Linked DNA regions of Homo sapiens: region 1 is linked to region 2. A link is a contact called in ENCODE Hi-C or POLR2A ChIA-PET data. All regions are on one chromosome and are shown on one strand. The core of a region is the stretch at or near the end of the contact, and the rest is flanking DNA. Distances in the headings are between cores, read along the strand shown.

Region 1 (4,467 bases), core at 1,530-4,029, 540 kb before region 2:
CTATCTCTGTGCTTACACTGCCTATTTGTTCTTCCATGTTGTCTGTTTTATCCATTAGATTTCTCAACATGTTACTCATAATTATTTAACTGGCCGGGTGCCATGGCTCACACCTGTAATCCCAGCACTTTGGGAGGCTGAGGCAGGCAGATCACCTGAGCTCAGGAGTTCAAGACCAGCCTGGGCAACCAGGTGAAACTACAGGAAATAAAAAATAAATAAATCTTAAAAGAATCCAGAGGGAAAAAACACTTTATGAGGAGCAAAGATAAGAATCATATTTACTTTCTCCTCAGAAACCATGTAAGGAAGAGGAGAATGGAGTGAAATACTTAAAGTGTTGAGAAAAAAAAAAAACCCTAAACACCAGCCCAGAATGTTCTGCCCTGTGAAATTATTCTTCAAAAGCGAAGAAAAAAATAGACTTTTTTTGTTTTTTAGACGGAGTCTTGCTCTGGTGCTCAGCCTGGAGTGCAATGGCATCATATCGGCTCACTGCAACCTCTGCCTCCAGGATTCAAGTGATTCTCTTGTCTCAGCCTCCTGAGTAGCTGGGATTACAGGCATGTGCCACCACGCCTGGCTAATTTTTTGAATTTTTAGCAGAGATGGGGTTTCTCCATGTTGGCCAGGCTTGTCATGAACTCCTGGCCTCAACTGATCCACCGACCTTGGCCTCCCAAAGTGCTGGGATTACAGGCGTGAGCCACCATGCCCAGCCAACATAAAGACTTTCTCAGACAGGGAAAACTTAACCGAATTTGTTGCCAGTAGACCTGCCTTGCAAGAAATGATAAATACTTCAGAAAAAAAGACAATGATATGGATTAGAAAGTTGAATCTACAAAAAAGTAAGAGAATTGGAGAAGGAAAAAGTGAAAGTAAGATAAAAATTTTTATTTTTCTTATTCATAATTGATCTAACAGTTAAAAGTTTGTTTAAAATAATAATGGCTCTGTCTGCTGTCATAATAAAATACCATAGACAGAGGTTTAAACGATAGAATTTATTTTCTCTCAGTTCTGGAGCCTGGAAGTCTGAGATCAAGGTGCCAGTGTGCTCAGGTTCTGGAGAGGGCCCTCAACCTGGCTCTCCTCACTCTGTCCTCACATGGCAGACAAAACAAAAGAAAGCTCTCTGTTGTCTCTTCATATAAGGGTAGCAATACCATTAGACCAGAGCTCTGCCCTCTGGACCTCCTCTAGTCCTAATTACTTGCCAAAGGCCCAATCTCCAAATATTATCACATTGGAGATTAGGGCTTCAACATATGAATTTGGGGGGAACACAAACATTTGGTCCATAACACATATGAATAAATGAAATGAATGAAGACAGTAATACAAGAGATAGGAATGAGAGATTGGTATTATTTTGTTATTATATTTTATTTTTTTGAGACTGAGTCTTGTTCTGTTACTCAGGCTGGAGTGCAGTGGTGAGACCTCTGCTCACTGCAACCTCCACCTCCCAGGTTCAAGTGATTCTACTGCCTCAGCCTCCTGAGTAGCTGGGATTACAGGCACCTGCCACCATGCCCAGCTAATTTTTGTATTTTTAGTAGAGACAGGGTTTCACCATGTTGGTCAGGCTGGTCTTGAACTCCTGACCTCAGGAGATCTGCCAGCCTTGGCCTTCCAAAGTGATGGGATTACAGGCTTGGGCCACCGTGCCCGGCCTATTTTATTATTATAAAGCACTAGCATTACCCATGAAGTGGCATGGTGTTATTTGAAAGAAGACTTGGATTAGCTCTAAATGTACACTGCAAATTCTAGGGCAACCTCTAAAAAAAACTTTAAAAAATGATTATAACTGATATGTTAAGAAAGGAGGAAAAAATGCTCAATTAACCCTATCTCTGCAAAAAAAAAAAAAAAAATTAGCCAGGTGTGGTGGTGCATGCCTGGAGTCCCAGCCACTTGGGAGGCTGAGGTAGAAGGATTGCTTGAGCCAGTGAAGTCGAGGCTGCAGTGAGCCGTGATTGTGCCACTGCACTCCAGCCTGGGCAACACAGCAAGGCCCTATCTTGAAAAAAGAGAAAACTACAAAAGGCAGAAAATGAGTAGGAAACAAAAATAGGAATAAAGAACAAGGGCAATGGAAAGAAAATGGCAACAAATATCATAGATATTGACCCAACTATATCCATAATAACTTTAAGCATCAATGGTCTAAATACCTCAAGTAAAAGACAGAGATTGTCAGAGTGGATCAAAAAACAAGACCCAACTATATGTTGTCTACAAGAAATCCATTTTAAATATAATGATACATATAGGTTAAAAATAAAAGGGGCTGGTGGCAGTGGCTCACACCTGTAATCCCAAAACAATACAAAAATTAGCTGGGCGTGGTGGTATGTGCCTGTCATCCCAATTACTTGGGAGGCTGAGGTGGGAGGATCACTTGAGCTTGGGAAGTGGAGCCTACAGTGAGCCCAGATTGAGCCACTGCCCTCCAGCCTGGGTGACAGAGCCAGACTCGTCTCAAAAAAAAAAAAAATCTTAATTATTTAAAATTTCTGGTCTGATATTTCCACCGTCCCTGTCATCTGAATCTGGTTCTGATGCTTGCTTTGCCTTTCCAAATTGTGTGTGTGTGTGTGTGTGTGTGTGTGTGTGTGTGTGTGTGTGTGTTTTCTTTGCCTTTTACTATGACTTGTACTTTTTCTTGATAGCTGGACACGATGTACTGGCTGGAAGGAATTGTAATATAGTAATCTACCGAGTAGCTGGGATTACAGGCGCCTGCCACCACGCCCGGGAGCCCTTGAGGGCAGGCCTTGTTAAGAAGAACAGAATGCTCCAGCATATTTTAAAATGGTTCCTTTTCCTCCCCACTGCCATGAGTAGGTTTTTTTCTGTCTCAGTGTGAGAACCTGGTCAATCTCAAGGAGGTCAAAGTCATAAAAGTGTGGGTCCTCCTCTATGACTGGGTCCCCTTGGAGTTTTGAACTCTTAGGCTAGTCCACACAGAGCTCCCAGAAATCGGTCGATTGTAGCTTAGATTTCTCTGCTGTGGTACTGGTTTCTGTGGAAGTTTCTGCTCATGGGTTTCTGGTTTGGTAGGTTGTGATTCTCTGTATTTGCATATCTGTCTCTTCAACTCTGGGGACAGTGATTTGCCATGTGACCTCACTTCTCTGATGGACTTCAGAAGAGTTGTTGATTTTTCAGTCTGTTCAGCTTTTCACTTGTTGTTAGGATGGGGTGATGACTTCCAAGCTCCTTAAATGCCAGACGGGAAACCAAACAATTGAGAAGTTTTAAATAGATGTCTTTTTAATCAGATTAAGGAATTTTTCGGCTGGGCACAGTGGCTCATGCCTGTAATCCCAGCACTTCGGGAGGCCGAGACAGTCGGATCATTTGAGACCAGGAGTTTGAGACCAGCCTGGCCAACACAGCAAAACCCCATCTCTACTAAAAATACAAAAATTAGCCGGACATGGTGGTACAAGTCTGTAATCCCAGCTACTCGGGAGGCTGAGGTACAAGAATCCCTTGAACCAGGAAGGTGGAGGTTGCAGTGAGTTGAGATTGTGCCACTGTATTTCAGCCTGGGCGACAGAGCCAGACTCCATCTCAAAAAAAAAAAAAAAAAAAAAAAAAAAGAGAGAGAGATTAAGGAAATTTCCTTTTACTTCTGATTTGTTAATAGTTAGGAAACTTTTTAAAAATCATAAATGGGTGTGGAATTTTATAAAATGCTTTTTCTGCATCTATGGAGAGGATAATAAGATTTTTCTCCTTTAACATTTAATATCAGTGGATTTTAAAATATAAAATCAGTCTTGAATTCCTGAGATAAACTCAACTTTGTTGTGTTGTGTTTTGCTTTTATTTATTTTTTATTTTTTTTTGAGACAAAGTCTCACTCTGTCACCCAGGTTGGAGTGCAGTGGCGTGATCTCGGCTCATCGCAACCTCCTCCTCTCAGGTTCAAGTGATTCTCCTGCCTCAGCGTCTCGAGTAGCTAGGACTACAGTTGCCTGCCACCATGCCCAACTGATTTTTGTATTTTTAGTAGAGATGGGGGTTTCACCGTGTTGGCTAGGTTGGTCTCGAACTCTTGACCTCAGGTGATCCGCCCGCTTTGGCCTCCTAAAGTGCTGGGATTACAGGTGTGAGCCACCGTGCCCGGTTGTTTTATTTTTTAAAAAATATGCTATCGCAAGAAAAAAAAATATGTGGTTGGATTTGGTTTGCTAATATTTGCTTGGGAGTTTTTGCATATTTATTCATGAATTAAATGGGCTTAGAATTTTAAATTCTCAAATTTTTCTTGTTTAGGTTTTGTTGTCAAAATCACACTGGCCTCATAACCGTGGAGTTGTTGAGTTGTTCCTCATTTTCTATTTCTTGGTACATTTTTAAAAATATTTCTTTGTTCCTTAAGTTTATTAGGATTCTCCTGTAAACTGTTTTGGCCTAGTGTTCTCTTTACTAGAAAATTTAGACTAC
Region 2 (4,550 bases), core at 1,076-3,575:
GCATGTTCACTGACAGTTGAGTATCTGTACAAAAACCATATGGCTTGCAAAACCAAAAACATTTACAATCTAGCCCTTTATAGGAAAAGGTCTAGAACCCACCCACCCACCCTTCAGGGTTATCTAATTTTGATCCTATAGGGGCTCTGCACCTTTCACGGCCTTTGAGTTATTTTACAACTCAATAAATTGTAGATCATGGATAACAATGCAAAACAATCCTTGACCACAGACAAGAAGCAGCCAGTTTTGCCTCAGTTTGCTTATTCCTTTCAGTATCCTTATCAATAAATGTGTGTCTTCTTTGGATTATCTTTTGAACTGGCAGTAGCGTCTTGCAGTTTCCTCATTATTAATGAATTGAATAAATCTTTAACTTTTTTTTTTAGTATCTGTACGAGTCATAATTTTACCTTTTTTTTGAAAAAGTGTCCCTTAAAATATCAATGTTAGGTTTCTTGAGTGTAATAATGGCACTGGGATTATAAAAGACAATGTTTTTGCTCTTAGGAGTACATATTAAAGCACTTAAGGTGTGTCACGCGCGTCCACGTGAAGAGAGTCCACGAACAGGCTTTGTGTGAGCAGCCAGGCTGTTCGTGTGACAAGGTGAAGTGGCATCATGCTTACAATTTGTTTTCAAATGGTTTGGCGTATATGAATATAAATGTGTGTGTGTCTGTAAATACTCACACATACATCACATATATAGGAGGAAAGATGGAGGAAGAGAAGGAAAATTGGTAAACTATAAACAACTAGTGAATCTAGGTGAAGTATGGTGCCCTTGAATGGTGTACTATTCATTGAACTTTTCCATATGTTTGACAATTTTCAAAGTAAAAAACTGGGCAAGGGGGGATAAGTTTATGTCATATTCCTCATGAAGCGTGTTGTCAGCTTCATGTCCTATTCTTCTGGATGTTTTTCCAGTACTTCAGAGATTAGCCAATTATAGACGTTTGTTAGTAGTCTGACTTTCTGCAGTGGGTACTGCAAGTAAGAAAAAGTAAATGATTGGGAGGCTGAGGCTGGCCAATTGCTTGAGTCCAGGAGTTTGAGACCAGCCTAGGCAACATGGAGAAACCTCAGGTCTATGAAAAAAAAGAAAAAAATCAGCTGGGTATGGTGGCATATGCTTGTAGTCCCAGCTACTAGGGAGGCTGAGGTGGGTGGATGGCTTGAGCCCAGGAGATCGAGGCTGCAGTGAGCTGTGATCATGCGACTGCACTCCAGCATGTCTCAAAAAAAAAAAAAAAAAAAAAAGTAAATGGAACATGAAACATTAATGTTTCTACTGTCACATGGCTCAATTTCTTCTAGAATTCTTAATAGTACCAAGCAAATAAGATGTTAAAGTAGATTTTTTTTTAAGCTAGTTATATCCTATTCCTAAAGAATGCTCTTTAAAAAATAAAATTTTATGGCCAGGTGTGGTGGTTCACACCTGTAATCCCAGCACTTTGGGAGGCCTAGGCTGGCGGATCGCCTGAGGCCAGGAGTTCAAGACCAACCTGGCCAATATGGTGAAACCCTGCCTCTACTTAAAAAATACAAAAATTAGCCAGGTGTGGTAGCGGGTGCCTGTAGTCCCAGCTACTCAGGAGGCTGAGGCAGAGGAATCGCTGGAACCCGGGAGCAGGAGGTTGCAGTGAGCTGAGATCATGCCACTGCACTCCAGCCTGGGTGACAGAGTGTGACTCCATCTCAAAAAAAAAAAAAAAAAACAAAAACAAAAAAAAAACAAGAAAAGAAAAGAGAGAGGAAAGAAAGAAAGAAAGAAAAAGAAAAAAGAAAGAAAGAGAAAGAAAGAAAGAGAAAAGGAAAGGAAAAGAAAGGAAAGGAAAGGAAAAGAAAGGAAAGGAAAGGAAAGGAAAGAAAGATCTTTTAGGACAAACTCTGGACGTGAGGACCTCTTACACGGTGCTCATGTTCAAGCTTAAGGCATTACTTTTTGTAGTGTGTTTGGGGTGGAGGTGGAGGTTGAAGTTTGTGTCCCTCAATGACTGTATAGTTTTGCACACCCTCCCCACCCCACCCCCAGCTTGACATCATGGTCTTAATACAGTTAGAGACCTCATTCATTGCAATTTGACTGCTGCTTGAGCCGGAACTGTAAGATTCAGAGCTCTTTGCATACTTAGAGGTATGAATAGTGCGGTAACAATGAGGAAAGAAAGTAAGCTAAATTCTCAAACATTGTGTCATTTAGCATGAAGGTTTAAGATTGAAACTTTCTGCCTGAGGGAAGCAGAAAAAAAATGAGTTTGTACAGAAGGTTTCCAGTTTCTGAATGTAAAAGGCACACTAAAAATAGCTAAAGGGACTGAGTCGCCTAGAGGCTTCTTGAGTTGCCCAGTGGGAGTTCCTGCTCGGAGAAGCTGTCCTTCAAAGCTGCTGCTGGAAACAGCCCTGAGACCGTTGGTGTGTGATGCAGAGCTCTCCTGGGTGGATTTCATTTGGTCACAAGGAAGCAGGAGATGAAGCAGATGGAGATGTTTCTTCATGGAAGGATCCCCTAGGGGAAGAAATGTTCTACCTCTGACAGAGGCTGACAGTCCAGAAGGTAGAGGCACATTGTGGGCTCAGAGACCAGATCTTGCTGAAATCAGGGTCAACCAATCGCAAATGGGCACTAACCTCAAAGAAAGAGTCCTTTCTTTCCATGGCCACTGATACGGTGTCATTTAAGACCCTGATTTTTTCTTGTCTGGGCTATTACCACAGCCTCCTCTCTAGGCCCTCTGTCTCCAGTTTCCCCTCCTTCTCCAATTCATCCTACATATGGACTCTGGTGGGATTTTTCTGTAGCCTAATTCAGTTCAGGTGCTTCTATGTTTAACTTAATTTAATTTTTTAACAAATCAGACAACCAACTAACCAACCAATTTACCAAGCAAGCAAGCAAACAAAAACCCTCCAGTGGTTCTTCATCTTTTATTGACTTGACCTAAGCATCTTACCCAGTCCTGTTAACTAGTTCTGTCTTTTTAATCACATCAGTCACCACTTATTTATTTACTCCACTGAAAGCTGCAGAGAGAGGGGTGGGGGCATTTTCCTGTCTCTTTGGGGTGTCAGAGACTGTCATAGTTAGGTTTCTAAACCCCCATAGTGTTTAGTATAGTGTAATTCCCAGAATCAGGATTCAAGAAAAAGCCTTTGAGGGTATATTTACAAAATAATTGCAGGCAGGGCCTTGTCTGTCTGTACACCCATGTCCATAGCAGCATTATTCATAATAGTCAAAAGGTGGAAGCAATTCGAGAGTTCACTGATGGATGAATGGATACACAAAACATGGCACACATACAATGAAATATCATTCAGCCTTAGGAAGAAAGGAAGTTCGGATGCATGCTACAAAATGGATGAACCTTGAGGACATTATATTAAGTGAAATAAGCCAGTCACGAAAGGGCAAATACTGTGTGATTCTACTAATATGAGGTACCTAGGGGAGTCATATTCATAGAGGAGAGAGAAAGTGGTCACCAGGGGTTGGGGAAGTGGGGAATCAGAAGTTAGTTTTTAATAGGCAGAGAGTTTCAATTTTGCAAGATGGTCGCACAACAATATGAATGTACTTAATGCCACTGACCTGTTCCCTTAAACATGGTTAAGATGGTAAATTTTAAGTTACGTGTATTCTACTAATTTTTTCTAAGAAGAAAAGAAGGAATAACCCTGGAATGTTGAATCAAGGAGTTGGTGAGTGATTTCTCCTACACATTTGGGATCCTGCTCTTTCAACCTAATGGTTATACTTTTGAACATGCAAATCAAAGCAGTCACCATTCCCTCTTCTCCTCAAACAACCCTACAGTCGCTTCCCACCTAGAATGAGTCTGATATTCATGGCTGATTGTCCTACCTGGCCTGGGGTGCCCACCTGTCCTGCCTCCTCTGTCAACTCCATTCGTTTGGCCTTCCCCACTCTCCTTCTTCCCTGCTCCCAACTGCCTTGGGGTTTCCACATAGTTTCCCCTGGGGGTGGAGGAGGCTTTTTACTCAATTCTAGTCTAGTTGACTCCCTCTTTCTGTAGATATCAGCTGACACACTATTACAGGAAACGGGTCCCGATCCAAGAGAGGGTTCTTGGGTTTCGCACAAGAAAGAATTCAAGGCACGTCCATAAAGTGAAAGCACGTTTATTAGAAAAGTGAAGGAATAAAGAATTGCTACTCCGTAGACAGAGCAGACCTGAGGGTTCCTGGCTGCCCATTTTTATGGTTATTTCTTGATGATATGCTAAACAAGGGGTGGATTATTCATGGATCCCCTTTTTAGACGATATAGGGTAACTTCCTGACATTGCCATGGCATTTGTAAACTGTCATGGCACTGGTGGGAGTGTATTAGTGAGGACGACCAGAGGTCACTCTCGTCGCCCTCTTGGTTTTGGCCAGCTTATTTACTGTAACCTGTTTTATCAGCAAGGTCTTTATCACCTGTATCTTGTGCTGACGTCCTGTCTCACCCTGTGACTTAGAATGCCTTAACCATCTGGGAACGCAGCCCAGTAGGTCTCAGCCTCATTTTACCGAGC

What was found. A loop is a pair of places that touch in the nucleus more often than their neighbours do. ChIA-PET counts read pairs that join two places held with the same protein, here RNA polymerase II (POLR2A). Pooled maps may share reads with other maps.
Region 1: a loop to region 2 is called in a pooled map, with 2.1 times the contacts of the local background. The contact joins two enhancer-like sites. A Hi-C loop is called at or near these places in 4 of 37 single-sample maps with no recorded cell type and 13 of 50 pooled maps. POLR2A ChIA-PET finds 5 or more read pairs at or near these places in 10 of 52 experiments (AG04450, GM10248, GM12878 and 7 more).

What each region holds. Positions count from the first base shown.
Region 1 is chr1:235,033,628-235,038,094 of GRCh38, reverse strand. No RefSeq gene overlaps it. Among named protein-coding and RNA genes, the nearest start is that of LINC01348, 34 kb to the left of the region's middle. Within about 2 kb of position 2,779, at least 5 of the 41 ENCODE cell types and tissues checked have a DNase peak (open chromatin) inside an H3K27ac peak, as active enhancers do; they include GM12878, where a contact is called at or near this core.
Region 2 is chr1:234,493,171-234,497,720 of GRCh38, reverse strand. No RefSeq gene overlaps it. Among named protein-coding and RNA genes, the nearest start is that of TARBP1, 16 kb to the right of the region's middle. RefSeq lists an enhancer at 2,377-2,586. Within about 2 kb of position 2,325, at least 10 of the 41 ENCODE cell types and tissues checked have a DNase peak (open chromatin) inside an H3K27ac peak, as active enhancers do; they include GM12878, where a contact is called at or near this core.